Regions from separate parts of the Homo sapiens genome. Here all the other regions are linked to region 1. A link is a loop called in an ENCODE intact Hi-C map of the cell type or tissue named here. Cell type or tissue: heart right ventricle. All regions are shown on one strand. Region 1 overlaps ARHGAP24 (Rho GTPase activating protein 24). Region 2 has its middle 180 kb from the start of WDFY3. Region 3 overlaps ARHGAP24 (Rho GTPase activating protein 24). Region 4 overlaps ARHGAP24 (Rho GTPase activating protein 24). Region 5 holds the start of ARHGAP24 (Rho GTPase activating protein 24). Region 6 overlaps ARHGAP24 (Rho GTPase activating protein 24). Region 7 overlaps ARHGAP24 (Rho GTPase activating protein 24).

Region 1 (4,000 bases):
TACATCCTGTGTACCTACTTGCATACTACACAGTATGAAAGACATAAAAAGTGAATAAAACATAGTCCTTGAACTTGTGAATAATCTCATAATAATCTAATGGGCTACAGATTACCAAACTAAGTGTAATACATAGAAGAATGTTCTTCATGCTAAATAAAGTCCTGGAGAAGTTTGTTGGAGGGAAAATTTCTATTACGTGGCAAGAATCTATAAGTTTCCAAGTTCTGCAGATTATTCTAATGCCTAGCCTGGCTCTGCAGCATGATGCTAGGTACTATGATTCCAAAACCCAGTGCCTTCCCCTGTAGCCTGACAGTCCAGTGGACTAAGAAAATAGGCATGCCAGCAATTGAACACATTTACTGTTAAAGGCAATTTGATGTAAGTTAAAGTCAAGTCGGGGTAGGTTTTTATTTGTTTTGTTTTGTTCTCATATAATTCTATAGATTTCCTAGGAGTCGTGAAGGAGGAAGTAGTGAACACAGTAATATAGATACCTGCTTTTTTCACTGTGTACTTTTCCCAAGTGGGAAAGAAAGGGCAAGCTAGGGAATTGGGGCTAAATTCCTCCTTAGCGATATGATGCCCAGTTTCCAGGAATGGATAGGCAGGGCTGGGAATCTGCTTCCTTGTTAAGAATCATTTAGTGTTGCAAATATTAAAATTGTGCTATGCAGCCCTCCTTCTTTTGAGTATCTGACTGATTCTTCATGACTTCTTCATTTTCTATTTTTCTACAAACTTATCCATCCTGTAAGCCCAGCTCCTCTACCAGCAAACCTCAAAATAACCAACTCCAAAATACTTAATTTCAAGAGAAGCATTTTTTCTTATACTAGTTCTTGTGTTTGTTGTATTTCCTTTGTATGATTTCATTTTTTTTTAACATTCATGTCATACCCTAACCTCTATTGTGATGTCCTTGGAGGCAGGGGCTATATTTTGTGCCTGCATGTATCTTTTAACCACACGCCTGAACAGGAGAGGCACTCAGGTTGTTTGATTGGCTTGTTTGTTTTGTTGTGTTTTGTTTTTTTTAGATGGAGTCTCACACTGTCACCCAGGCTGGAGTGCAGTTGTGCGATCTCGGCTCACTACAACCTTCACCTCCCAGGTTCAAGTGATTCTTCTTGCCTCAGCCTCCCAAGTAGCTGGGATTACAGGTGCCTGCCACCATGCCTGGCTAATTTTTTTTGTATTTTTAGTAGAGACGGGGTTTCACTATGTTGGGCAGGATGGTCTCGATCTCCTGACCTCGTGATCTGCCCGCCTCAGCCTCCCAAAGTGCTGGGATTTCAGGAGTGAGCCACCGCACCCAGCCTGATTGGCCTGTTTTAATGGGAAACCATTAATACAGGACTTCAGGGATCTTATTTGTATATAACTAAACCATGGCTGGGACATCACTGCCAGTCAGTACAAATGCATATGAGAGTAGCTGCTTCTTTCTTTTAAAACCATTATAAACAGCACTAGAAACATTTTCTCCTACTTTTCAGGAAATGCCTGGAGCAACATGAGCAAAGCTAACTTTTAAAATAAGCTCTTTCATTTTTTGCTTTTTAAATCTCCTATCATCAGTTTACGTTTCACTTATGTTTTAAAATGTGATCATATTAAAATATCTTTAGAGTAGAAAGTATCTTGTATAGCTTTTGAAAAAAATCCTTTTTTGGGAGGTAATCTTGTTAGATATCTTTTGTATTTTATTTAGCAAAAAAAAGCACTAAGCACAAATAAAAACAAAATTGAACCGCCTACAATATGGCATTAAAATAGCTGAAAATTGAGGCCGGGGGCGGTGGCTCACACCTGTAATCCCAGCACTTTGGGAGGCCGAGGTGGGCGGATCACGAGGTCAGGAGATCGAGACCATCCTGGCTAACGCGGTGAAACCCCGTCTCTACTAAAAATACAAAAAATTAGCCGGGCGTAGTGGCGGGCGCCTGTAGTCCCAGCTACTCGGGAGGCTGAGGCAGGAGAATGGCGTGAACCCGGGAAGCGGAGCTTGCAGTGAGCCGAGATTGTGCCACTGCACTCCAGCCTGGGCTACAGAGCTAGACTCTGTCTAAAACAAAAACAAACAAACAAACAAACAAGCAAAAGCTGAAAATTGAATATCTGCTCTTTACATTTAGATTCTGAAATAGAATAATTTGTAATTTTTTAAAATATATTTTAAAATCATTAAGGACAGAACCTAAATCATCAGGACAGAACATTTTATAAAAATGGTGCTGTGAATAAGTAAAGAAGATTTGGAGGGGACAATGTTTTAAAATTTTGTGAGTGACTTTAAAAATAAGAGCGACAAACCAGGTATCCTTTAAAACCAATTAGACTTTTAACCTAGCAGCTTATATCTGTTCATGCCTAGATTGTTTGGCTGTGTGGAAGTAGTTTCTTAGTTGACAGATACAAAATACACAGCAATACTGCCCTCTACAGGTTCCCTGTAAGGCAGGCACTTGTCTTGCAAGTTTTTAAAAGAACCCTAACCTAGAGGAAAGACTTCAAGTGCTTTTGGCTTTGATGTCTTTAACACCAGTGAGCAACCTGGCCATCCCCTACCTCTATGCATGTTGACCACCTACTCCAAACAAATTACACAATCCTCCTTGTTTCTCCGAGCATATGGTATTAATAGCTCTTAAAAGATTTTTACTCTGAGGTCCAGTAGAAATCCGTAACTCCCTTTCTCATACATATGCCATGCTGGGGTTAAGAAAATATTCTGATAGGCCAGAAAGATAGTTAAATATACAAAATCTGGTGAATTTGTTCAAGATTGAAAGCAGTGATACTGCTTTATAGTCACATCTTTTATTTGTAGTACAGAAAGTAATTGTAGATTAAACTCAGTTGTTCCTGATAACAAAAACTTAAACTTAGAAAGAATATATGATCCAGACAAAATTAACAGCCAAGTATTTGGACGTTTAAATAAAATGGGAGTATTTTTAAATTGTGGATATATGAGAGACACAGTAAGAAACTGATATATGATGCAATATATGCAAACTTTGAAAAAAGATTTACATAAAAATAAAAATGCCAAGAGAAAGAAATATGTTTTATCTCCCAAGTATGATGCAGAAAGACAGTATTTCCTGTGCATAAGAGCAAAATTAGAATGGGTTCAAGTCTCAGTGTTGTTCTATACTGTGGAACTTTGGCAGGTACTCAAAGAAAACTTGCCACAAAGCCTCAGGATCAGCCTGAACACTTTACTTGACAGTCTCTGACACAGTGTTTCTCTCCGGCTCTTGTCCTCATGTATCCTGGCACATCTGCATCATTCCTGTTTCTTGTCAGGCTGTCTCTCCCTCAACGTGGCAGAATACGGTCACCAACAACTCTAAAGATGTTACACCTCTAGTCATACAGGCATACCGGATGGCTTTTTCTTAGCTCTTACCCCAAATTTCTGGGAACAGGACTCCAGCCCAACATGAAATTGAGCATGAAGTGCTCTATTGTGACTAATCAGCTATGGCATCAGGATAGGGACTTGCAGAAGACACACAAATCTAATATGTTGTCTTTTTCTCATTTGCCGAAGGTAGATTCTAGGAATTCCTTCAACTCTTGCTCTACAAGCAGTCTCCAGTTTACTAAGCTTTACATTCAAATAGTTGCTTCTTAGTTGTTGATTGGAATTCAGAAAACATTTCCTGTGCCAACTATGTTATTCCATATTGTTATGTCCTTAGAAGAGTCTCACTCCATTGCGAACAAACAAAAATTTTAAAAAGCTAGACTTCTATATGTCTGAAAAATTATTACCAGTTGATATAGGAGTCATAGAAACCACCCACCAAAGATTTTTCAGGACTGCTCTATTCTCAGACAATCTTGTCGGATTGTCAAACTAGGCATGCCTCTTTATTGTTTGAAAACTACAACCCCCACAGATACAGTTTTTTGTTATTGTTGTTGTTGTTTGTTTTGTTTTTTGAGATGGAGTTTCACTCTTGTTGCCCAGGCTGGAGTGCAG
Region 2 (4,000 bases), 600 kb before region 1:
CTTAATTGTTTCTAACTTTCTCATAACATTTCTCTTAACTTTTAGTTTCCAAGAGTGAAGGTATGGTTGAACATACTCTTTTTCTAAATTATTTTTCCACTCTTCTGTAAGAGGATTATGCTTCCTGGCTCTGTTGATATCAGATTTGGTCAAATGACTTGCTAGGCCAATGAAATGTGAGTGGAGGTAACATGGACTACTTTCTGATAGAAGCTTTAAGAACCATCATGTAGTTCTCTCATTATTCTCCTTCCTCTGCCATGTGATAAAAATAAGGGCTGCTGCTTCAGTTTGGGTACCAGGATGAAGAAGACTTTCAGTGTGAATTAATGTGAATTGAGGCTGACAGGCATTAATGAGAAATAATAAATAAAAATAGACAGCTCAGATTTGGGGGTCATTTGTTATAGCAATGTATTAGTTGACTAATACAAAGGAACATGCTAGTTTCATAAGCAGTGGGGCTGTGTATGATGGCTCACACCTGTAATCCCAGCACTTTGGCAGGCCAAAGCAGGAGGATTGCTTGAGGCCAGTTCAAGATCAGCCTGGGCAATATAGTGAGATCCCATCACTAAAAAATTTTTAAACAATTAGCCAGGCAACATGTCTGTAGTCCCAGCTACTTGAGGGGCTGAGGTGGCAAGATTGCTAGAAAAAAGAGGCAACAGGATGGACTGTTGGCATAAGAAAGAGAAAAGAGCATGTATTTTGGAGTAAGGTAGATCTGGGTTTGATCAAGCTTTGAATTCCACTAGTTGTGAATACTTGGGCTAGTTATTAAACTATTTATACCTCACTTTTTTAATCTGTGAAATGAGGGATAAGCCTACAATAAACTTATTAAGTTTGCTGTGAAGATTAAATGAGATCATCGCATTAATGTAATTCTTATTGTTGTAACCAATAGTCAAATGCAAAACTATATAATAACTCAAAATTTATGGAAGTTTACTTCTTACCTAAACTACAAAACAGATGCTCTTAATTGTCAGGTACATTTATTCCAAACAGTGACTCAGAGACGAAGCTGCCTCTTTCCATCTTGTGGCTCTGCTGTCTGCAGTATGTGGCTTCCAAGGTTGCCTGTGGGATATATCCATTCCAGTCATCCAGAAGGGCAAAAGAACATGAAAGATCCTGAAAGGGAGGTTTGTCATGGGCGATGCATGGAAGTGGTACACATTGCTTTTGCTCACAGTACTGGATTCTGATTAGAATCCCGTTACATGGTCATACTTGAGTCAATGTTGGCTGTAAATGTAGTCTGGCTATGTGCTTAATAAGAAGAGGAAATGGTTGGTGAACAGTTAGCAGTCTCTGCCATAGTGATATATGTAAAGGGCATAGACTACTAACTAGCACCTGGCAGATACTTAATAAATATTCTTTTCTGTTTGTGTCTCTAAGTTCCTTCAAACCTTATGTAAATATCAAAAGTGTTTATTTGCTGGGATCAGACAAATGACATTTAAAATGGAATATATACATTTTGAAGCCATAAAAAATATATACTTTTTAGCTCAGGGGTCTTCCTTGGTATTCACACAGCACTTGCTTTGTGCAAAGGTCTTGGATCACTGGCAATCAAAACTAGAGTTCCTAGAGGCATTCAATGAATGTCTGTTGAATGCCTACCTGAACAAATATACCTCTCTCGATTTTAATAAAATACCATGACTGAGCCAGGGGGAACTAAACTGGCTTCCTAGAGACTATTGCCTTGCTGTCTAAGAATCGGTATTTAACTTTTACTTACTATGGGAAATGGTTGTATTTATAACCCAAACTTAAATTAAAATTTTAACTAAGTGTTAGCTAAAATTTTCCAGTTAATTTCATTGTTATTGAATTATTTCTTTGGATTTATACTTTGAGGCTGGATACATGTAAAAACTATTGATAATTTCTGCTTGTTGAAATCAGGCTTGTGAGAGTTCTTGCAAATTTATAAAGATATGTTTGAATCTTAGTTTTTCTTATTCTCTTAGGCAACTCATACTACACATATGGGCCTCGACTATTTAATCAATAAAACCAGATGAGGATAAAGACTAGGTTATATACTCATAGTGAATTTTAAATGGGGTAAAGAATGTAAAACAATGAATACATTTTCTGGCATGTAGTAAATACTCAGTAAATGGTAATTTTCTATTAATATTAATAGCAATAATGATAGTAATAGCACCATAATACTAATAATGGAAAAATAATAAACTATTATCAGGGAAGGGCATATTTTTCTCAGAGGCACACTGTAGATGTGCAATAGGATGATTAACCATCTTTGCCTCCCTAGAACAACACAGAACAAGGTTGGAATATGCTTCCCGTTATGCCAAGGGCAAGGTTTTGTTCTCACCTGAGTGTTTTGACACTGCATAATTTGATAGTAAACAAATTATGTCACGTTTGGCGTGTACTCCTTCATATTTTTGAAAAGCCACTAGAGGGTGCTACTTTGCTAGAAAAATACAAGTACTTCCTTACAGTAACATTTTCAGTCTGCAGCCGCGACGTCTGATGTTAGGGACTAGAACTGAGATCTCTGCTGTGAGTATCCGGATACAATTTATTCATTTTCTTTCGCTTATGTAGGAAGTAAATAGGAATAGCTTAGGTAAGCTACAAAAGTTGATTCAAATAAAATCCTAGTCTTTTATTTCAGTAAAGGTTCATACCCATTCTATTAGGAAAAAATTGTCAATATTTCTTACTAAACAAAATTGTGAGGGTAAATGACTTTCTTATGAGATATAAGCTGGCTTTAATACGTGTGCTGTGTTTTTGCTAGACTTCTGTTGTTTTAAGTTTGGTATAAGGATATTATTCTGTCTTTGGTAGTTTTTAATTATAAGGGTTAGTGAAAATGAAGATCATTTTGTATGATTTTGCTCTCTGAAAAATAATGTTTCAGTGAATCAAAGGTCACAAATATATTCAGGTGGCTGAGGTGCAGGTAAACTAAGCCTGTGACCTTCCTTTTTGTTACTCTGAGTGTAAAGTAAATGTTATGTTGGTGAGAGGTTGTGTTAAGCGTCAACCTCAATTATGAATAACGGCCTTTAGTCTATAGCTCATACTCAATGGCAAGTGCATCTTTGTGGAGGCAATTATCTAAGGATGAAACATAGTCAGCATGGGTCGAGTCAAAATATTTCTGCAAATTAACCATTGTCTTTTCAGCTGACCATGAGGTAATGAGATGAAAGAAGATTGTCAGTAGTTGAGTGAGAGGAATAAATATATGGGAGACATAAAGAATCCTAGTTGTGTAATAGATGTGAATTATACAAAACCTGGATGTTCTCATTTTTGATCCCTGATAGAAGAGTTAGCTTCCTGAGAGATTTTTGTCCTACTACGTATTACTTCAAAAATATAAGAGTTGGGGAAAAGGGTTTCTGATTTGTCTTCCCTTAGTGAAAGGAACACTAAAAAGTTTCAGACAAAATTATCTGAAAGAGTCTAGCTCCTCAAGTCTTTTGAGTTTCCTCTACCCTAGGTAACTAATCAAGTCTGGGTTGTACTTGATGATTAAACAAGAATTTGGTCACTGGGGTGGTGCATGGGGTGTGTGTGTGTGGTGTGTGTATTTCACACACTCACATATGTCTAATTACAACTTTAAGAAGTCATGTCAGAGAGTATCTTTTTATTCTCTGTCTTACCCTACTTTAATTTTCGGTGTTAATTCAGCGTTTATAGCTTGTTTGTATGATTATCTTTAGGAGCAGTTTTGTAAGTTAGGTAGTTATTGGTGGTGGGAGAAGGGGAGGAGTCAGTATATTCCGATTTTTTTCACTGTTGTTATGTTTTTCAACTCCATACTTTAAATCTTGTACAGATAATTTGAGACTGGCAACATTTAAGTGGCTCTAAAACACACAAAAAATTTCCATCTATCTTTTTTCATTAATGTAGATCATGTCTTTCTGTTTATTTAACTCCACTTTGGGATATAAATGAAATCAAACGGGGTTATATCCTTGTCCAT
Region 3 (4,000 bases), 89 kb before region 1:
ATTTTCTATTGACTGAAACAAGGAAATAATTTTTGTCTCGTTTTTATTTTATTCTCATTGTTTTCAGACATAAGAATTGATGGATTTTGTTTTCTCCTTAGCCTTATTTTATTTTTTCTGGGCTATAAATTTCTTCATCTCCCCAAGCCTTAACTTTTGTGGCTGTACAATTGGGAGAAGAATTTCTTGGAACTTATTAGAATTGTGTTTTAATAATGTGCTATCTGCCAAACACACTGAAACCTTTGGATGAAAGTTAATGTATTCTGAATGGTCTACTTTGTTCTTCCCTTTTAGTTTCATAACTAAAGTTTGAACCTTTAGTTTCATAACTTAAAGTTTCATAACTTTAAGAAGGATTTTTTTTCAAATACAAGAGAAAAATTTTCTTCCTCTTTTAACCTGTCTCAGAACTTGTGAGCTGAAATTAACAGAAAATCTTTAATATCTAGCCAGCAATGACACTTGACTGTGTTTCTAAAGGAATAGAGAGGGAAAATGGTCAAAACAGAGTAGTTTCTAGAAAACTTCGTGTCAGCTTGCTCTCCCATGGAGACAGGGTATTAGGCAAATTAATAACTTTATCCTCCAGGCACTTTTGCAAGGGAATAACATTTTCATTTGTTTGGCAAAATGCAAACATTGCCGGGGTAGATGATAACTACAAAATAAAAATTTTATGAAATGCCACAACTCCAATTATTGTTATTATTTTGAGACAGGGTCTCATTCTGTCAGCCAGGCTGGAGTGCAGCGGCACTATCTCAGCTCACTGCAAACTCTGCCTCCCGGGTTCAAGTGATTCTTTCACCTCAGCCTCCCGAATAGCTGGGGCCACAGGTGCGTGCCACCATGCCTAGCTAATTTTTGTATTTTTAGTGGAGATGAAGTTTTGCCATGTTGGCCAGGCTGGTCTCAAATTCCTGGCCTCAAGTGATCTGCCCCCCTCGGCTTCCCAAGATGCTGGGATTACAGGAGTCAGCCATTGTGCCCGGCCTCCAGTTATTTAATTATTCTTCATTTACAATTGCATTCTCATTGGTCAATTTGTTAAGACCTTTTTTTCAGTCTGACAAAAGAAGGAACAAACTCTTTTTCTCTCCATTAATGTTGAATAAAGTATCTATAAACTACATTTTCAATAATTAGAAGAGCTAAAATCATCACATTTGGGACCCTGGGATCTGCCTTCCCACTTCATTTTTTCTCTGTAATCAATGCAAAATTATTCAATTTAAAGGAATATGTAGCGGATCATTTTTGGAAATTTATTACTTTAGACCCTGAGACAAACCTTTTTTCATAAAAACCAATTAAAAGAGCTTCTCAGAATTTTTTTTAACCTTTTGCTTAAAAAATTGCTCTAGTAAAAAGTGCTATTTTTAACCTGTTGTTTGTGGTACAAAGTAGAAATATTTTCATAAATATTATTTGATCTCCAGCTTCTTATACTGAAATTCTGCTCTGACTGTAGGATCAAGTACACAGTAAGCACTCAATAAATACTTGCTTTGCTTTGATCATCTGAATGTAAAAGTATCTTTTATGTGGGGCTGAATTAGGTCTAGCCAACATTTAGACTAATTTTACCACGACTGTCTTCATAGTAATATTAGCGTGTTTTCACACAGTATAGTCATGAATATGGACCATGGGGAATCACTCAAGCCATTTTTTCTCACTTTTAGAGTAGTTTATAATGTGTTGATAGTATGTCTGGCTGGTTTGTTGGGAATAGGATGTACATGGCCAAATGTGGAAGCAAGGAGACAGGATAGGGGTCCTTGGAGTAATCCAGAATTTGAATCAAGCAGCTTGGGTCAAGGTGAGAGCAGCAGAGGTATAAGAAGTTCTTGTATTTTCAGTCTGTTCTGAAGCAGAGCTGATAGGATTTGCTGAGAGATTTATGTGGGATGTGACAGAGAGAGAGCCAAGTCCGTAGTAACTCTGAGACAGTGCCTCTTAACTGAAGGTGATTTTTCTCTCCCAGGAATATTTGACAACGTCTGGAGACAGTGTCTGGCTTGTCACAGTTGGGGAAGATACCACAGATATCTCGTGGGTAGAAGCCGGGGTGCAGTTAAATATCCTATGAAGCATATAATGCTGTTCTCTACAACAAAGAATTGTCTGACGTTGCTGAAGTTAAGAAACTCTGGACCAAGGTTTTTGGCCTGAACAGAGGAAAGAATGATGCTACCAGTAACAGAATGAGGGCGCTGCTAGTGCAGTATAGTTTGCAAAAAGGAAACCAGAGTTCTGTCTTTTTGAAGTGCCTATCAGATTTTCAAGGCCAATGTCAAATATTACAATATCATAAAGTAAAAATAAGATTAAAGTTTATCTGTTGTTAAATTAATGTTTAAATAATTCCTTTAGAAATTAAATTTCTATAAAATGGAAATTGTGTCTCAAAATATTCCTGTGTTATCTACAAGGCCTAACATAGCTTCTGGTATTTCAACATATATAAAAAAGTATGAATATAGCGGCCATATTAATGTTCTCCTCCCTAGTTCTATTACACTATTTGGAATGATATAATTTTAGTCTTAGAAATAGAAAATTATCTCCCTTCATTTTGATGAACACATTATATAATTAAAGTACACATAAGGGTTGTAATTACTATGTTTCCTAATATATTATAGTTCTTTCATCTCCTCAGTCTGCTTTTTGTGAAGAGGACTTTTTCAGGGTAGAAGAATGACTCAGTAATGAGAAAAAGGGGAAATTATGTTAAGTCTTTCTTCTTTTCATTCCTCCCCTATTCTGGATCCAGGGGTAGTACCACACACTTCCCCAAGCAGCATTTCTGATAACTTAGAATATCCTTATGAAGCCATCTCTAAAAAAATAATAGGTTTCTTTCCATTCGTTCTCTGAAATAGCCTCCTTTAAGTCTAGAGTGCCTGCAGCTGAACAAGCAGCTACCAGTGCAGTAGGACTTGTTGCTAGGGGGAGTTGCCCTTATCACTTCTCATCTAAACTCGGTGGGTTATGTGGAAAAAACGGCATGTGCTTAACTTCAGATTTTAAAGTCTTTTAACTTTGCAGTTGAGTGCCTTCAATTGAATTTCTTAATTAACTTTTAAGTTATGACTGTCTCTTATTCCCTCCTTACCTATATTGAAGGAGCCAATCAGTAAATACCTAAGTCCTGCCTGCCCGCCGTGAAGCAAGGAAAATGTACTTGCTAATGATTGAATTAATTCTCACACTTTAGTTAATATTGACCAATATTTCTTGGATTTTATTTCCAAAATGACTTTCTTTTTTTCTTGAAATACTGTTTTAAAAGTAGCTTTAAAATGTATCCTCCATGTAAGTATAACAAAACAGAGTGATTTATTCACAGCTACTTGTTTCAATAATGCAGATGTTCAGGGCTACAGTACTCAAATAGTGAGACTCAGGGAAGGGAGAGGAATTGGCTGAATTAATTTAAAAGAAAATCTGGCCGAGCACTGTGGATCACACCTGTAATCCCAGCACTTTGGGAGGCTGAGGCAGGTGGATCACGAGGTCAGGAGTTTGAGACCATCCTGGACAACATGGTGAAAGCCCATCTCTACTAAAAATGCAGAAATTAGCTGGGCATGGTGGCACATGCCTGTAATCCCAGCTACTCAGGAGGCTGAGGCAGGAGAATCCCTTGACCCAGGGAGTAGGAGGTTGCAGTGAGCTGAGATCGCGCCACAGCACTCTAGCCTGGTGACAGAGAGAGACTCCGTCTCAAAAAAAAAAAAAAAAAAAAAAATCTGTAGATGGGGATTGTTTAGAGAGCTGCTGGTAGACATAACCTTTCATTATTTTTAGAGTTTCAATTTGTAGCCGATTTGGTATTTTGAGACTTTCAGTTCATCTTCACTTACACCACTTTCATTAAAACTTCAGAAACAGAAATAGCCACAGGCAAACACTTTGAAGCATGCATCTTCCTTTTCTTATTTCTTACTAAGATATCTAAATTCAGACATTTGACCAGTAACATTGCAAA
Region 4 (4,000 bases), 260 kb before region 1:
ATATATATGTCATGTTAAGGTAGAATGTGATAAAATTACTGGTGATATTTTGTATTAGCCTGAGATATGCTGAATTACAGTTGGTGATGCTTTTTGTCAAGGTAGTTAGGGAACAGGTCTAGTGATTGCTTACAAGATTAGAGATTGATTCCTGATACCAATGTTGACCCATAAATTGTAGCTAGAACAATTTAAGACTGTGTTTACAGGCTTGGAGGCAGTCAGCAGAGGCCTCTGGTTCATAGGAACCAGGTTATATTTTGCCTTAAATCTGAGCTTTGCTTTGAAATAAAGATATTAGATGCTTTTTCTTGAGTTGGTAGTTCTTTTGCTTTGCAATTTCCTGGTATTCCATTGTTAAATTACAATTCTCTTTAGAATTCATTCACACATGAACCAGTTTACCCTTTCTGAATTTCGTGCCATAATTGATTTTAATAAGAGGCAGGGAAGCATCATTATTGTCTGACCATTAAGAATTATAGTTAAACAATCAAGCCATGGAACATTTGTTTGGGAGCTTTGAGGAAGGTTTTAATTAGCCCTAGCTCTTATTAGAATGATGCATTTACCTCTTGCAGGTCTATGAATTTAGCACTTTTTGTTTGTGGTGAATTAGTGGCCAGTGACTAGTATTTGATGGAATCAAAAAGATTTGTTATTTTGCCCCAAAACAGAGCTTGTATGACCAGACATTATAAAAGCCTTGATAATTGTAGAATTTATTAATAAAAATTTTCCCCACAGGGACCACTCAATATAATTCCAAATATCTCAGATTTTTCTCATCTTCATATGTTTATTCCAACACAAATGCTTCTTTCTGCAAACTCCTATTTGCCTTTGCTTAATATAATAGGTTTGTTTAGTTTTACATTCTCCTGTTATTTAAGCAAGATTGAATCTTTTTTTCCACCTGCAATTGGTATTTATAAGGGTCATACAAAACTTGTTACTTTAGGTTGATCAATTACCTTATTATCTTGTTTTGTCCCCTTGGAGGTTATGACAAAATGGTGCATAATACCAAATGTCTTGTAATTCATCACATAAAAATAATGTAATTTTAAGTTGATAACTTTTTCATAATTAATGATTGGTTTTAGATCATAATTTTTTAGCTTATTGATGGCTAATGTGGTACATTCTTCCATTTAAAGTAAGCCCTTAAGAAAAATAACAATTTTGTTATCTCTCATTTCCTCTGCTAATTTTTGTGTTTAACTTTAAATATCAAATTCAGAAATATAATTATAAAAATAAGTAACAGAAACTGTTCTATTCTGGTATTAATTGCCACTTACTGTTCTTGGACTTTTTCAATTATTTTAATTAATAAATCAGCTAGGCTGTATTTCAACTTGGACATTATCCAGAAATCACCTTGGGTCTGTTTAACACACACACACACACAGCTGTGTGGAAACCAGGCTGGAGGGAGCAATTATGCTGAGTAGGAGTCCCAAGAGGGGTTCTGTGTGCACTAGGTACTTCCTGGGGACTTGGAACTGATGGTTTTTATCTAGGCTGTTGCCCTGAATCTATACTTGTTTCTTAGCCCAAGGAGGGCTCTGGCCAGAGTACTGTCAACCAAGTGTCTTGTGATGAGAACCTCTAATGCCTCTGGGTGTCTGGAGTGCTATCTCATTGAATTAGCCTCAAGTTGAACTCCCTTAGAAGTTTCAGCTGCTTCATGTTCTGAATTCTAATGAATTTGAAACTATACTGAGCAGGTGACAGCTGTGAGTGAGGGACCACATCACCAGCTTATTTACTTTTATTCTAATTCAAAGTGATAGGCCCCTTCCTCTTTGAAGTTAAATGTCTTGTTTCTATTCTTTCTCTAACCACTTTTTTGTCTTTTGTCTTTCTTCCATTTTGGTTCTTTTTATTTCCTCTCTCTCTTCCTCGCCATTCCCTCTTCCTCCCGTATTTCCTCCCTCTTCCCTCCTCCCTCCTTCCCTCCCTTCCTTCCTTCTTCTGTTCTTTGCCTTTTCTCTTTATTACCCTAGAACCTTGTCATATCAGTTTCCTCTAAGGACCAAACTTTCTTATGATCTTTTTCTTCCTCTATTCCTTCTTCTTATTATTACTGGTCATGGTGTTTATTGGCCCTCTTTCTTCTTCAGTTACACATTTCCAGGATGTGCTATCCTGGTCGATATCTTCGTTTCTTTTGGACTCCAAAGCCATGGACTAAATATTTCACTTTAATTGTTCAAAACTGCTTGAATGAACTGTTGTATAATTATTATTAGCTCCTCCTTTCTACTCCTATCCTCATAAAGCTTTTATGGAAATGTAAAACCAGATAAGCAGCTGGTTTGATAAATATTACTGTGATAATGGATTCAAAAAAGCCTATATTTAAAGAGTCAGTCTGCTCTAACATTCACTAACAGTGCCAAGCCACTTAAAACATTTTTTTAAATGGGGATAATTGCCAAACGGGATAACATGGCTGAAAACATTTCATGTTACAAATGATACTTATTGCTACTGAGATTTACTATCAAAGAGAGTCACTATTCAGTGTCACAGGACATTTCAAAATCTATATTTTATTTTTTTAACTTTTTATTTCAAAATAATTTGAAACATAAAAAATTGCAAAATGTATTCCCATATAACCTTTTCTAAATGTTAGCATTTTAGAGTTATCAAAACCAGAAAATTAACACTGATAAAATACTATTAACTAATCTGTAGTTGTTATTCAAATTTCATCAGTTATCTCACCAATGTCCTTTTTCTAGAGTAAGAGACAAACCGAAATCATACACAACATTTATTTGTCATGTCTCTTAGTTTCCTCCAATCTGGGTAGTCTTTCCGTATCTTACGAGATCTTGACACTTTTGAAGTCTAGTGACCAGGTATTTTGGAGAATGTCTCTCACTTTGTGTTCTGATAATAAAAGTCAGGTTGTACATTTTTGGCAAGAGTACCATAGAATTAGGGCTGTCCCCTTCTCAGTGCATCATATCAGGAAGCGCATGATGTCAATTTGTCTAAATACTACTGATGTTAACTCCAATTATTCATTCTAGGCTGGCCAGGTTTCTCTACTATAAAGTTGCTAGTTTACTTTCTGTAACTAATAAGCATTATGTGGAGAGATACTATGTAAATGACCAGTTTTTTCTATCATACTTTCAGCTATGAATTTTGTACTCATTGATCATTCTTGCCTGAAACAGTTGTCACTATGGTGTTTGCCAAATGGCGATTTTCTATCTTCATAATTCCTTCTACCATTATTAGTTAAAATTCTTCTACGCGGAAGTTTTCCCTTACCCCCCACTTACTTACTTTCAATTATTTATGTATATCAGTATGGACTCGTGGGTATCTGTTTCATTCTGTGAGCTATAATCCATTACAACTGATATTTATTTTGTTGCTCAAATTGTCCACATTTGACCATTGGAAGCCCTTTAAGTTGGCTCTTGTGCCCTTTCTTCATATCACCATCATTTTTGAACATTCTTCTTTTCTGGTACCACAAGACACTCTAGGCTCTTCTTGTACTCCATTTGATCCAGCCCATGAGTCAATCATTTTCTAAAGACACCAGATTTCTGTTATTAAAGAATAGAATTTAGAAACCAAAAATCTGGGTGTTACTTGTGCTTATTCACAAAAGAACGTATCTCCTTTTTTCTACAGTCTATTTACTTATTTGCTTAAATCTTCCATACACATAAAGTACTTTCAGAATTGTTCATCCATACTTCTGTGAAAAATATTTACTAACAAGAGTACAATATTTAGCCTTAGAATATAGGGTCAAAACGCTTTATTTCCTAAGTTACTTTTCTTCTCTTCCTCATCGTGAAAAATTTTGTGCTTTGACCTACAAGGAAAACTATGGTGACTTCATGTTGACCTGAATATTTACATACTTAAGTGAGTTGTCTACAAATCAAGGTTGTATTTTTTAATAGACTGATTTTAATACTTGCTTTGTTGTTGATATGAAAATGAAGCCTCATATTTC
Region 5 (4,000 bases), 270 kb before region 1:
CTGGGTTTTGTAGAGTTTGTTTGAAGCACACCTTTAACTCAGAATTGAGGTTGACTGATAAAACTCAGCTTTAAGTAACCCTCTGGGCAAGTTCTGAGCAGAGATCCAGTGAGCTGAATGTCAGGCACCACCTCCCTGGAGTCTGTATCAGTCACATCAGCATTCTCCTCTGATTAGAATCAGGTTTCAAGGGTCTTGTTCAAGAGTTTATTCTCTCCTTTAAAGATGCCACAATACGTATAAGGAATGTCTCTTGGTCCCAACTAATCTACAATAAGAGAGGAGCAGTATAGTCAGAGGCCAGAAAACAACGCAGTTTCTAGTTCAGGTTATATTCTCTTGGAACAGACTCCTTGCTGAGGGGCTTCTAGAAAAGGAATGCAATGGTCCACCTCTTTCTAAGTAGGAGGGGAAGAAGGGGCTTGTATTGGTGGATATAACTCCTTTCCTATCCTCTCAACTGTCTAATCCCCAAGTGACAACCATCCTCTCCTTCTGTTGTACTTTCTAGCTTAAGATAATCACATATATCACACACACCAATGAAGTGCTATCAGTTGGAAAGGGTGGAGACAGAACCAGAAGATGGGAAGGAAAAGGCCTTGAACACAGCCTGTGTGTGTATTAGAGGTGTGTCTTAATCTTTTGGACTAGGGACTACCCAGTAACCACCCTGAGTTCAGTTTTGTATCACTTTGAGACTAAACTGCTGTGGTAATATTTGTTAGACCCTGAAATAAATTACTGACATGACAGTTTCCTTGTTTTTTTAAATGTCCCCATCTTGAATCATAATTATTGGTACTTGTCTTCCTGAGGCTTTTGAGTCCATCAAATGTGTGCAAATTTCATTTGGGTTAATGTTATTTTCCAGCTTTCATCTGAAACTGCCCATCAGCATTCACCTGCTAGGGTGTTGCTAGAACATGTAAGGCCATGTGGGTTGATGAAGGTAATTTATTCCCACCAATTGGAAAATAAGCTACATTACTTCTAGCTTAGGAATTCCATACATATTTTTAAAATGAAATATGAAACGCAATTTTTTCCCCACACAAATTAATTTGATTCATTAAAGGGCTGAGAATTCTCCCACCAGAAAATCAAGTTTATAGTAGGACCTCAGCATGGGATGGGGTAGATTCGTTTCTCCAAGAACTTGGAGAAAGAGGACAAAAAGGAAAAACATATCAGTGTCCACTCAGCCTTTTATTTTTGGTGTTTCTAAAACTAAACATTTGCTCTTCTTCCATATCCCTCTCTCACTGGAGATCCCTAGTGAGGACACCCCCATTCTGTGTCTTAAGGATATCTGGTGATGATTTCTAAAAGAGAGTTTCTTTTATTAGTAGTAGCAGTAGTAATTGTTCGAGACGGGGGTGTCACTCCGTCACCTAGGCTGGAGTGCGCTGGCACAATTATAGCTCACTGCAGCCTTGACCTCCTGGGCTCAAGGGATTTTCCCGCTTCAGCCTCCTGAGTAGCTGGGACTACAGACATACGCCGCCACGCCCAACTTTTTTTTTATTTTTTTAATTTTTTTTTTATAGAGACAGGAGTCTCATTATGTTGCCAATTTTGGTCTGAAACCCCTGGGCTCAAGCGATCCTCCTGCCTCAGCCTTCCAAAGTGCTAGGATTGCATGACTGATCCACTGTAAGTGGGTTTCTAAAACAGAGATCTTTACAAAGCTTTTTGAAATAATTTGACTCAGCATGCCAGGTAACCAGAACTGTAAGATCACAATTTGAAACAGACATTGTGGTGATGGTGGGAAGAGACGGCCTGCATCAAAACAATGTTTACTAGTTTGTCCTTTTGTCCCATATTGTGTAACTCCGAGAGTTCTTACACCACCGTAAGAAAGTAATTATACTTTGAATTTCTCTAAGGCTCTAGTTAGAGAGCATCCATCTAAATGTGCATTTCCAGGAATATTGCTTTAATGGCCCAGGTAATTCTAATTGGAGAAATAAAATGTTAGCGAGACAGAGTTGGTAGAAGCAAGTAAAACCGGTGTATGGGGTTTGGCCAATGAAATGCAGAGCTCCTTGAGGGCAGGAGACATGTATTCACCAACCTTCTCGCGCCCACAGCCCCAGATCTGTGGCCAACAAGTATCTATGATGCACTTGAAAGGAACGAGCGATGCCAGATGCGGAGGAACCAGGCAGGGCGCATTCTGTCAGTGGCGCCAGGCGGTGTAGCTCCAGCTCTCAGATAACCCAGGCTTTGGGAGGGCGGGGCTCCTGCCGGCCTCCCCTGTAGTGCGGCTCGAGTCCTGTGAAGCTACCAGTTGCCAAATGAAATCTGAAACCTCGAGCTGTGTCTGAGGGTTGGCCCCACTCAGTTGTTCCAGCCTCTTGTACTGTATATTTACACATTCACACACAATCACCCTTTCTAACTTCTGGGACTCTTTGCGCAACTGCTAGGATTTCTCAAGTGCATGTGGCAACACAGCCCAGCTCCGGGTGGAAACCAGCAGGGCTCTGGAGGGGCTCGGAGACCAGGGGAGCTGTCAAGGCTGCGGCGGGGACCAGAGAGGAGCCTGGCGGGGGTGGCTGGGTGGCTGGGGGAATCCCCCCAACTTCCCATCGCAGGCGCAGCTCTCTCGGCCGCCTATTTCCTCCGAAACCCGCGCTGCGGAGCAGCCCAGTGCATAGAGTTCAACACTTCCCCTTGTTGTGGAAAGTAAAGGAGCCTCACTACCACCTTTTTTTCTTTGCGTTTTCTTACTGCTGGTCCTGGGAGCCTTTTCCTTCGGAGCAGCAGCCCTGTCCGGCATCTGTCTTGAGCTCCCAGCAAGGTAGGTGATGCGGTCGCGAGGAAGTGCGCGGAGCTACCGCGGGAAGGACGGACGCGGCTGCCTGCGCCAGGGGAGGGGGCTGCGGGGGGCGGGGAGGGGGCTGCGGGGGGCGGGGAGGGGGCTGCGGGGGGCGGGGAGGGGGCTGCGGGGGGCGGGGAGGGGGCTGCGGGGGGCGGGGAGGGATCGCAGGAATCCCGTGCTGATGTAGCCTGTCTGTGTTTGTGTGTGTGTGTGCGCGCGCGCGCATGTTTGTGCCGGGAGACAGCAAGCTGGTAGTATGTCTTTCTGGCTTTAAAAATAGATGGAATTAATAAAAACCCTTTGTACAATTCAATTTCCTCTCTTGGTATCCATCCTCCCCTTCCCCTTGTTTGTTTCCTCTAGTATCTTATAGGAGTTCCCTATGTAACAGGCGCACAAAGATAGGTTTTAATAATAAGCATATATATTTGCAAAAATATATATTTTATATGTATAAAATATGTTTTAAAATATTTATAAATATATTACATATTAGAAATATATATTATAAAATATATACATATATTTGTAAACACAAAACGTTAGGGAATCTTTGGTGAATTTGAAGCCACTCAAAAGATTTTGTCCAAATGTTTTTAAAAATAACATTTAATGATAAACATGTAATATGGTCTCGTTTTTAGAAAATACTTAAGACTACATTTATTTTATACGTACCCAAATAGAAGGGAGACAATGTTACTCTGAATTCCTTAGATAGATTTTCAGCATCAACCAGTAATAGGGAGCCCAGACTTCTTTGTAGACTATATCTCGTTTAATTCATTTGAATTAAACAAGTAATTTCTCCAAGTAATTTCTGTTTCCAGCACATTTTATGTTACTCTTTTTTTAACCTTCCACGGCATCATTGTTTCATCTCTTTCTAAAAAGGAAATAAATAAATCGTGCTGAGTATTTGGAATATAAAAGTTGTTAAGGCTTTGCTTATACATAAATACATAAATAAAACAATATGTGTTGCTATGTCTACTAAGTAAGACAAATTCATTGGAATCCAGGGATATTTGCAGTAGAGTTTAAGAGCTTTACTCAGTTACTGAGTAGAAGATGTACAGACGGATTAAATACAAACAATCTGTCCCCAGTTCCAATTAGAACTCAAAACCAATCCTTCAGGGCAAAAATGGATGACGCTATTGAACTGGG
Region 6 (4,000 bases), 220 kb after region 1:
CTCCTTTATCCTTGTTCAGATTAATAAGAGGCCTATGTTGCACCTAGATGATAAGTAGGACAGATAATTTCCAGGAAATATAAAGAACATTCTTCAGTTCACATACCTAGCAGAAACTCAGCAGTTAGAATATACAGAAAGTGTTACGAAGTAGAAGAAAATGAGGCATGGTGTGGAAAAGTGTTGGTGATCAGTTAGAAATATAAACTCAAACGAAGAATAAATGTTGTTCATTTATTTTTCACCTAGCATTTAGCATGAGGCTGTGCACATCATAGGTGTTCAGGAACTACTTGTTGAGTGAATGATTGATCCCAGAATGATCAAAGTAGACCTATCAGAATATAAAATTAAGTCAATCATAGGAAGCCTCATGTAATTCTCCCTTTAAGTTTGTAAAAAAGCAATAACCAGGAGGAAACACGATTCAGACGTAAAGTCCAAGTACAATATAAGAACCAAACTTATATGTTGCTCAGTTAAGGGACATATGCTACAAAGCTCCTCCTGGTCTGATAGCTCTTTCACTCAGATCTTTGGGCCTATCTTGTGCTGCCTTTTTCCTACCACTGGATATAATGTGCTTGATTATGTATCTTACCTTCTGAAAAGACTCTACTACCAGCTGAGTGAAAGGGACTTGAGTCTGTATAATGACTTTACGTTAGCAAATAGTTTTGAACTTCTACCTGTTAAAAGACAGAATTACAACAAATCTAGTTTAGTAGATCTTCATTGGCTTTTTTTGTGATTCTAGAATCTAACAGCAGTTTGGGCCAAAATGGTTCAGAATGTTCCACCCTACCACATGTGCAGGTTATATTTACAGGCAGAGAAAAAGAAGTTACCTACAGAAAACAGAAGCGAGGTACAGAGACAGCCCCATTACATGGCATGCATCTCATACATGGTTTGAACAGCTGCCTGTGATTGGCTGAAACTCAGCTATTTGTTCCTAGTTAGGTTTTCACTTTGTTTTTGGTACTGAGTTAGGTTGCAGTTAGGAGCTTGTAGGGAGGACTCCTTGGGCCAGTTTCAATTTTATTTAACATACCAAAGAGCATGACTCTACAGCATCTCGTATCTCAGTGATTAGCCAAAAAGAATTTTTGTCTGTGCAGTTTCCTGTTAAAGTACCCTAAATGGGGTTAATAGCATAACCTACTCATTGGCCTTCAGTGAGGCCTTGATGTTTGCAGATGTGTTGTTGTTATTAGGTGAAGGATTTTTATTCTCCATTGTACATAGACTTTTGCCACAGTGCAGTCACTTCACTTCACTTTGGTGAAGACTGAAATGTATTTCTCTGAGACAAAGATGGCACTTTCTTTTAGGCACATTGGGCAATTAACACATATTATTGATATCTAATTAATTGGTTAAACATATTGAAGTAAATATTAATTTGGCAAAGTAGTGGATTTTCAATAGGAGATAGAAGGCTAGAGAGTATGATTGACAGGGTTGCTATTTTATAGACTGAACATACAAAGATATTTTTCAGAGAAACGCCAGACTTCCCCATTGCAATAGGTAGCCTGCTGACAATTAGGACATGTGACTGAGAACCTCTTGAGGTGAATCAGAACTGGAAAAATATATTAGATTCTATCCAGAAATGATTATTTTCTTCGGTGAGAAAGGACAAAGCAAAAATGAAAACTCTAGAAAAATGCAGAACTCTCTATCTCTACTGAGTAGCCTAAGTTTAATAAAGCCCCAAAAAGAGAGTCATAAATTTTTAAATCTTAGCCTTTAAGCAAAAAGTTAATAACCTTTGTTAATCAAAAAATATATATATAATTGTTCATTTTTTCTTCATCATTTCTATATAATTAGCTGTGTGCATATATACTATAATGCTAGAAAGCTCTTATAATGTATCACTTCTGGGAAGGAATAAAATAATCATCCCACTCCACCTTTCTTACCTTGATTCATGGCTCAAATATTTCTATTCTTGGAACATTACTGCAGCTTTGGTGCTAAGAAAATTGCTGGTAGAGGAAGAATGATTCTGCGGCCCTTCATCCTTCACAATTTTTACACCATCCCATTGTCTAACTTTGCAATCTCGCCATCTAGTGTTCAAAGTTTCTCAATACCATAGTTTATAAAATGCTTCACTTCATTAAAAGCAAAACAGTAAAGTGCTAAGCAAGTTACCTTAAAAACAGTGTGTTTGGGAATAGTCAATGTAATAAATAGATCATCAATGAAACTTTACAGCAGATTTCTTGTTAAATGTGTTTCTTGTTTATCATTATTGTCTCATTTATTTATTGTATTTATTCATAAATATTTGATAGCTTCTGTTTATATAGTCATGCAAATTATACATAACATACTCTGTATATTGAAATATATACTTATTTATTTTATATTTTATTTTTATATTCTTTTCTTTCTGTACTACCTATGGCTAATTGTCATTGACTCTGAAGGCAAACAAATCTGAGTCATGATGGTAGATTGGGTTAGAGTGGAATCAAAAGGAAATACTTTACTGGAATATTTGACTGCTATGCATATCCTTCCCCAAGCTGTGGTTTTTTTACTACTAATGACTGTCCCTTCATGGGGCAGATATAGCAAGAAAAACACAGAAGGCTTTGATGCACATGAAATACGGTGGTTTGTCAGAAAACAAACAAAAATACTAGTGTCTTCCTTGTCTTACCATTGAGACTATTTTAGGTCTGTCTTTTCAAACAATTTTTTGGAATTTAGTTTTAGGAATTAATGAGGATTGCAGTTTTGAAGATGACCTGGGAACACGATTTTTATTTTCTTTACAAGGTTTTAAGATGACCTCTTCTATAGTGTTTATCAGTTCAGAATTTTAGAAAGAAAAACATATATTTATTTAATTATCAAGAAAATAAAATTAGCTAGTTAAAACAAGCCCTTTCAGATAACTTCCATCATTTTAACATCTATAAAACAGTTGACACTATGCCTGCTCTGAGAGACCCCAATGTCAAAATGGAAAACCTCAGTCCTTACCCTGAAGGAGGTGAAGTCCTATGGTCCATGAGGTTGCTGCCTACAGCTCAGACCTTACCCACTTCCACTCTGGGCTCTGACCTTCTTAGCCTTTGTCAATTCTGCAAGGACAGGAGGCTTCCTCCCACTTGAGGCTGTTTTTCTCCCTTGCTTTGATCAGAAATGCCTTCTGTCCTTACACACCCTTCGGATCTTGGCTCCAACATCATTTTCTCAGAGAAGACCTCCAAACCCTGTCTTGTTATTAGATAGTATGCAATAATTTTCCTTATTTCCACTCACCTTATTTTGTAATCACATACTTGTCTTATTATCAGCTTAGTATCTGCAGCCTTGACTAGGGTACAAGTAGTGAGCAGGCTAGAATAATGCCTCTTTTATTTAAACCCCTGAGGTCCTAGCCCAGGGGTTTCTATAATACCCATTAGGAGTAGATGTGCAGTAAATATTTGATGGAATCAGCCCATGGGCCCAAAATTGAGAGCTGAGAAGCCCATTGTCTCAGCTCATATAATTTCATACAGTTGGCTCTGCTTCCATGCCACCGCTGGGATAAGAGAATATTCACTGAGGCAGGAAACCCCAGTGCCTGCCTCCCAACTTCTCAGAGCACACCTCTCTGGGGACATGTCATTTCCTGCAGCACAGCTTGGGAGTGAGGTAAAGAATTCCCTGAGTTGTTCACTACTACTCTTCCCGGTTCCAGGAATCAACTCTCCTTTCAGACTTTTGCTTATTCTCCCCTGAAATACAAAAACAAAACAACTTCCCACACACAAATTAAAACTCTATTCTTGCTGTCTTTACTATCATCCATCTTCATGGATTAACAGGAAATATAAGATACAGAAGACAAAATATAAATTAATATTTTAGTAAGTTATCTTGCCACTCACACTCAGAAGAGGATACAAATAAATTATTCAAGTTATGTAAAGGACGTTAAGTTTTCATTGTTTATTTTTATAGCATTTCTCTTCTTTTCTAGAACATT
Region 7 (4,000 bases), 150 kb before region 1:
GTCTTTTGGATAAAAGCCAATTTAACTGGTGAGATGATATCTCATTGTAGTTTTGATTTGTACTTCTCTGATGATCAATGATGTTGAGCACCTTTTCATATAACTGTTTGCCATTTGTATGTCTTCTTTTGGGAAATGCCTATTCAGGTATTTTTTGCCTGCATTTTAATTGGATTATTAGATTTTTCTCTATTGAGTTATTTGAGCTGCTTATATATTCTGGTTATTAACCCCTTGTCAGATAAGTGGTTTGCAAATATTTTCCCCCATTCTGTGGGTTGTCTCTTCACTTTGTTGATTGTATCCTTTGCTGTTCAGAAGCCTTTCAACTTGATGTGACCCCATTTGTCCATTGTTGTTTTGGTTGCCTATCCTTGTGGGATACTACTCAAGAATTATTTGCCCAGTCCAATGTCCTGGAGAGTTTCCCCAATACTTCTTTTAGTAGTTTCATAGTTTGAAGTCTTATACTTAAATCCTAATCCATTTTGATTTGATTTGTATACGGTGAGATATGGGGGTCCAGTTTCATTATTTTGCATATGAATATCCAATTTTCCCAGAATGATTTATTGAAGAGACTGTCCTTTCCCCAATGTATGTTCTCAACACCTTTGTCAAAAAGGAGCTCACTGTTGATGTGTGGATTTGTTTATGGGTTCTTTATTCTGTTACACTGGTCTATATGTCTGCTTTTATGCCAGTACTATGCTCTCTTAGTTACAATAGCTTTGTGGTATAATTTGAAGTCAGGTTATGTGATTCTTCCAGTTTTGTTCTTTGTGCTCAGAATAGCTTTGGCTATTCCGGGTCTTTTGTGATTCTGTATAAATTTGGGGATTTTTTTTCTATTTCTGTGAAGAATGTCATTGGTATTTTTATAGGGATTGCATTGAATCTGTAGATTGCTTTGGGTAGTATGGACATTTTAGCGATTTTGATTCTTCCATTCTGTGAATATGGGATCTTTCCTTTTTTTAATATCCTCTTTCATTTCTTTCAGCAGTATTTTATAGTTTTTATTGTAGAAATCTTTCACTTTTTTGCTTAAGTTAATTCATAGGTATTTTATTTTATTTATAACTATTGTAAATAGGCTTAATTTCTTGATTTCTTTTTCTGATTTTTCACTATTGGCATACAGAAACAGAACTGATTTTTGTTTGTTGATTTTGTATCCTGCACCTTTACTGAATTTGTTTATTAGTTCTGATAGTTTTTTGGTGGAGTCTTTGTTTCTCCAAACATAAGAGCATATCATCTATAAACAAGGATAATTTGACTTCTTCCTTTCCAATTTGGTCGCCCCTTATTTCTTTCTCTTGTCTGATCGCTGTAACTAGGACTTCCAGAACTTTGAAATCCTTCACAACATAGCATTCTATTTGACTGCAAAAACTTGGTCAAAGTTAGAAGGAGAGATGATACCTATCTGCCATCACAATATTATATTCAAAAGCCATTGAATTGCCTTCTAATTAGTATAAAAAAAGGGAATCTTACTTTCTGTCCATCTCTTTTGAATCAAGGAATAAAAACACTAAGAGTGCCTCAGAAAGCAATAGTGACTTATTCTTTCTACAGTATGTGGCACAAGGAGTCTTTTGTAGCCCCATAAAAATCACCTACATTATTTTGCTAGTTCATTCACCAATGTCTTTAAATTTAAAAACAAAAATAACTAAAATATTGTTTAAAATTTATCTAACTACGTATGAGGTGAAAAAGAGACTAGACAAAACCCAATTTTTTCTTCAATGTTTCTGCATGTAGGGAAGTAATGTAGTCTATTTAGAAAAATGAATTTAAGTACAGTGACTCAACCAACAAACATTGCAATCCTATTCACTTTCTCCTCTTTTTTTTTTTGTAACAGTCTTGCTCTCTTCCCTTCACCATATTGCTATTCTACATCCATGCTTACCCCAGCCTACTTTCCCTTTTCTCCCAGGCTTGGATAAATAATGTAACCTATGAATTGAACAGACTTTTCACAATGTGAGAACTTCCCTCCAATCCAATAACTCAGTATATATTGAACTAATAAACCAAACATGGTAAGAGAACAACCTCTTTCTCAGGTTGATGGAACATATCAGGCATTGGAAAGTTCCTTTCCATGCAGAGACCCAGTAGAAGTTCCTGTCGGAAATGAGTATCTCTTGGCAGACCAAGGGTACATTCTGTTTGTTTTGCGCTCAGTTCGTTTTGTTCCTAGAAAGTGATAACATAAAGCACTCAACTATAAACAAGTCAGGTGGTATTTATAGTTATCTGGTAGGCATGAGGCAAAGTGGCAAACTTCCTTTAAAGAACCAAGCCAAGCTTACCTATGTTGAAATTCATGGTCTAATTTCTCGCTGAACTTCAGTGTGTAGCATTTGCTCATAAATGCAAAATATCTCTACCGAATTACAAAATCAGTTCCTTCTTTTCCTTTGAGGATTATGTAAAAGACTTTAGGGAACATAATGGAAAGATGCTGTTAGATAACCAGGATGGGTGAAGAAATACAAATAAGACTTATGAAACAAGTATAAGATAAGAAGGGGGAAAATGAAAACAAGCTTCCCAGGATGATTTCAGGGAGACTGACGTAATGACAAAAAAATCCCAAAGATAGGTGTAGCATGTGAATTATATGAATTATATAAACTATATTCACTTCCTAAGGAGTCTGATAACTAATGCTAGGTATGGTTATCACCATAAGACTGGCTCTATTTGATTGGTCATACTATAGTAATTAGCAAAATGTTAGGGTTGACTTTGTAATGATGATCTAAAAGATAACATAAAAGTCCCTTGGTCTGATTTATTGCTAAGAACTGACTCTGCTCCAATCTCCAGCTCCTATCTGCATGCCAATGCCTAGGATGCATGTAGATACGTTCATCAGGGAGCTGATGACATGTTACTTAAAAGGAAATATTATTTTGCACATGAAAATGATTTTTCTTACCTATCTAGTATTGTTACTGGTAACCCAGCAAAGCTTTTTGGTATAAACAGAATGGAATATGATGAGTAGAAACCAAATAATGCTTGGAAATGTGCTTTAGTTTTCTTTGAAGAAAATAGCAATGCAGTTTTATGAGTCCAGTTTTATCTCAAGGATTTCTACATACTTTGCTATCTTTTATGCTTTGGGGAATGGAGCCAGAATTGTGCCAGCATTGAAGGTCAAACATGAAGTGGAGAGTGGGCAGCCAAAGAGATCAGCAGTCAAGGTCTGAGCTTTATAATATAGCAGTTGTTCAAAAACAACTCATGTGTGTGACATTTCCCAGTTTTTGCTTTGTCTGCCATAAAAAGTGTTGTTGTTCCAGTGATGTTTGTGTAAGTGCTGGATGAGGTAAGAGAAGAGAAAAGAGATGGAGCCTTCTCAGGGGTTCAAGGAATTCTTTTCTGGCTTAGCTTGAGATGCCAGTGGTTATGAAAAGGCAGTTAAAATCCTGTATGTGTTTTCTTCCCATAATCTTAATTGTCTCCCAGTTTTAAGACCAGCTTTTCTGAAACACAAAATGGCAAATCCAAGGGACTGAAATCCTGCATACTCTTCTGAAATACAAATGGAATAATATTTGTATATAAAACAGTTCAACATAATATCCATAATTTTCCCTAGGTGTTCTAAAAAAAGAAGCTATTACATCATTTGATAACTAGATTTTTTTACTACACAATTAGGAGTATGGGATCCAATTTCAAGTTTACCATTACTGTTTTTCAACGTTATTCAAAATGTCCATATTTTGTTTCATTATTTAACTAGATATCATAATATTTTAAGTCCAAATATATTTTTAAAAAAAATTACTTTAAAAACATATAAATCCATCGTTTGTAAACAAAAAGAAGATATCCACATTAAAGGAACAATAAGTAACAGATTCATGCAGTGTACTCAGTCTGTCACTGAAAAATGCTGTTTCTTCAAAAGCAAAGATTTCAGTTTTCATTATTATCCTTAGTATTTCAACATATACTTTCTGTAGAC

Evidence for each region. Peaks named below come from ENCODE experiments on the same cell type or tissue, not always from the same donor. Only the 100,000 strongest peaks of a DNase experiment are listed, where the experiment ranks them.
Region 2: a loop joins it to region 1, with 14 times the contacts of the local background. A loop is called at or near these places in 88 of 110 quality-filtered maps.
Region 3: a loop joins it to region 1, with 2.2 times the contacts of the local background. A loop is called at or near these places in 6 of 110 quality-filtered maps.
Region 4: a loop joins it to region 1, with 4 times the contacts of the local background. A loop is called at or near these places in 7 of 110 quality-filtered maps.
Region 5: it touches region 1 in a loop (4-fold over the local background); 31 of 110 quality-filtered maps call a loop at or near these places.
Region 6: it touches region 1 in a loop (5-fold over the local background); 35 of 110 quality-filtered maps call a loop at or near these places.
Region 7: it touches region 1 in a loop (2.3-fold over the local background); 10 of 110 quality-filtered maps call a loop at or near these places.

The regions. Positions count from the first base shown.
Region 1 is chr4:85,745,629-85,749,628 of GRCh38, forward strand. All of the region lies in intron 3 of ARHGAP24 (Rho GTPase activating protein 24), which reads left to right. Among named protein-coding and RNA genes, the nearest start is that of MIR4451, 25 kb to the left of the region's middle. In heart right ventricle, CTCF peaks have their summits at 2,449 (motif pointing left) and 2,650; a DNase peak (open chromatin) is centred at 2,457.
Region 2 is chr4:85,145,216-85,149,215 of GRCh38, forward strand. No RefSeq gene overlaps it. Among named protein-coding and RNA genes, the nearest start is that of WDFY3, 180 kb to the left of the region's middle. In heart right ventricle, a CTCF peak has its summit at 2,438 (motif pointing right); a DNase peak (open chromatin) is centred at 2,516; H3K4me3 peaks cover 1,005 bases; H3K27ac peaks cover 1,110 bases.
Region 3 is chr4:85,657,058-85,661,057 of GRCh38, forward strand. The region is part of intron 2 of ARHGAP24 (Rho GTPase activating protein 24); the gene reads left to right. It overlaps LOC105377319 (a long non-coding RNA gene), which reads left to right. Exons shown (of 3, transcript XR_938955.4): 3 at 1,991-2,404. Among named protein-coding and RNA genes, the nearest start is that of MIR4451, 63 kb to the right of the region's middle. In heart right ventricle, a CTCF peak has its summit at 2,210; no DNase peak of the experiment used is centred here; H3K27ac peaks cover 1,989 bases.
Region 4 is chr4:85,490,138-85,494,137 of GRCh38, forward strand. All of the region lies in intron 1 of ARHGAP24 (Rho GTPase activating protein 24), which reads left to right. Among named protein-coding and RNA genes, the nearest start is that of ARHGAP24, 17 kb to the left of the region's middle. In heart right ventricle, no CTCF peak of the experiment used is centred here; no DNase peak of the experiment used is centred here; H3K27ac peaks cover 2,144 bases.
Region 5 is chr4:85,472,751-85,476,750 of GRCh38, forward strand. It overlaps ARHGAP24 (Rho GTPase activating protein 24), which reads left to right and starts at 2,400. Exons shown (of 10, transcript NM_001025616.3): 1 at 2,400-2,809. In heart right ventricle, a CTCF peak has its summit at 2,180; DNase peaks (open chromatin) are centred at 2,321 and 3,051; H3K4me3 peaks cover 2,033 bases; H3K27ac peaks cover 1,662 bases.
Region 6 is chr4:85,967,098-85,971,097 of GRCh38, forward strand. The region is part of intron 5 of ARHGAP24 (Rho GTPase activating protein 24); the gene reads left to right. Among named protein-coding and RNA genes, the nearest start is that of MAPK10-AS1, 150 kb to the right of the region's middle. In heart right ventricle, a CTCF peak has its summit at 2,087 (motif pointing left); no DNase peak of the experiment used is centred here; H3K27ac peaks cover 1,057 bases.
Region 7 is chr4:85,593,127-85,597,126 of GRCh38, forward strand. All of the region lies in intron 2 of ARHGAP24 (Rho GTPase activating protein 24), which reads left to right. Among named protein-coding and RNA genes, the nearest start is that of ARHGAP24, 120 kb to the left of the region's middle. In heart right ventricle, no CTCF peak of the experiment used is centred here; no DNase peak of the experiment used is centred here; H3K27ac peaks cover 2,254 bases.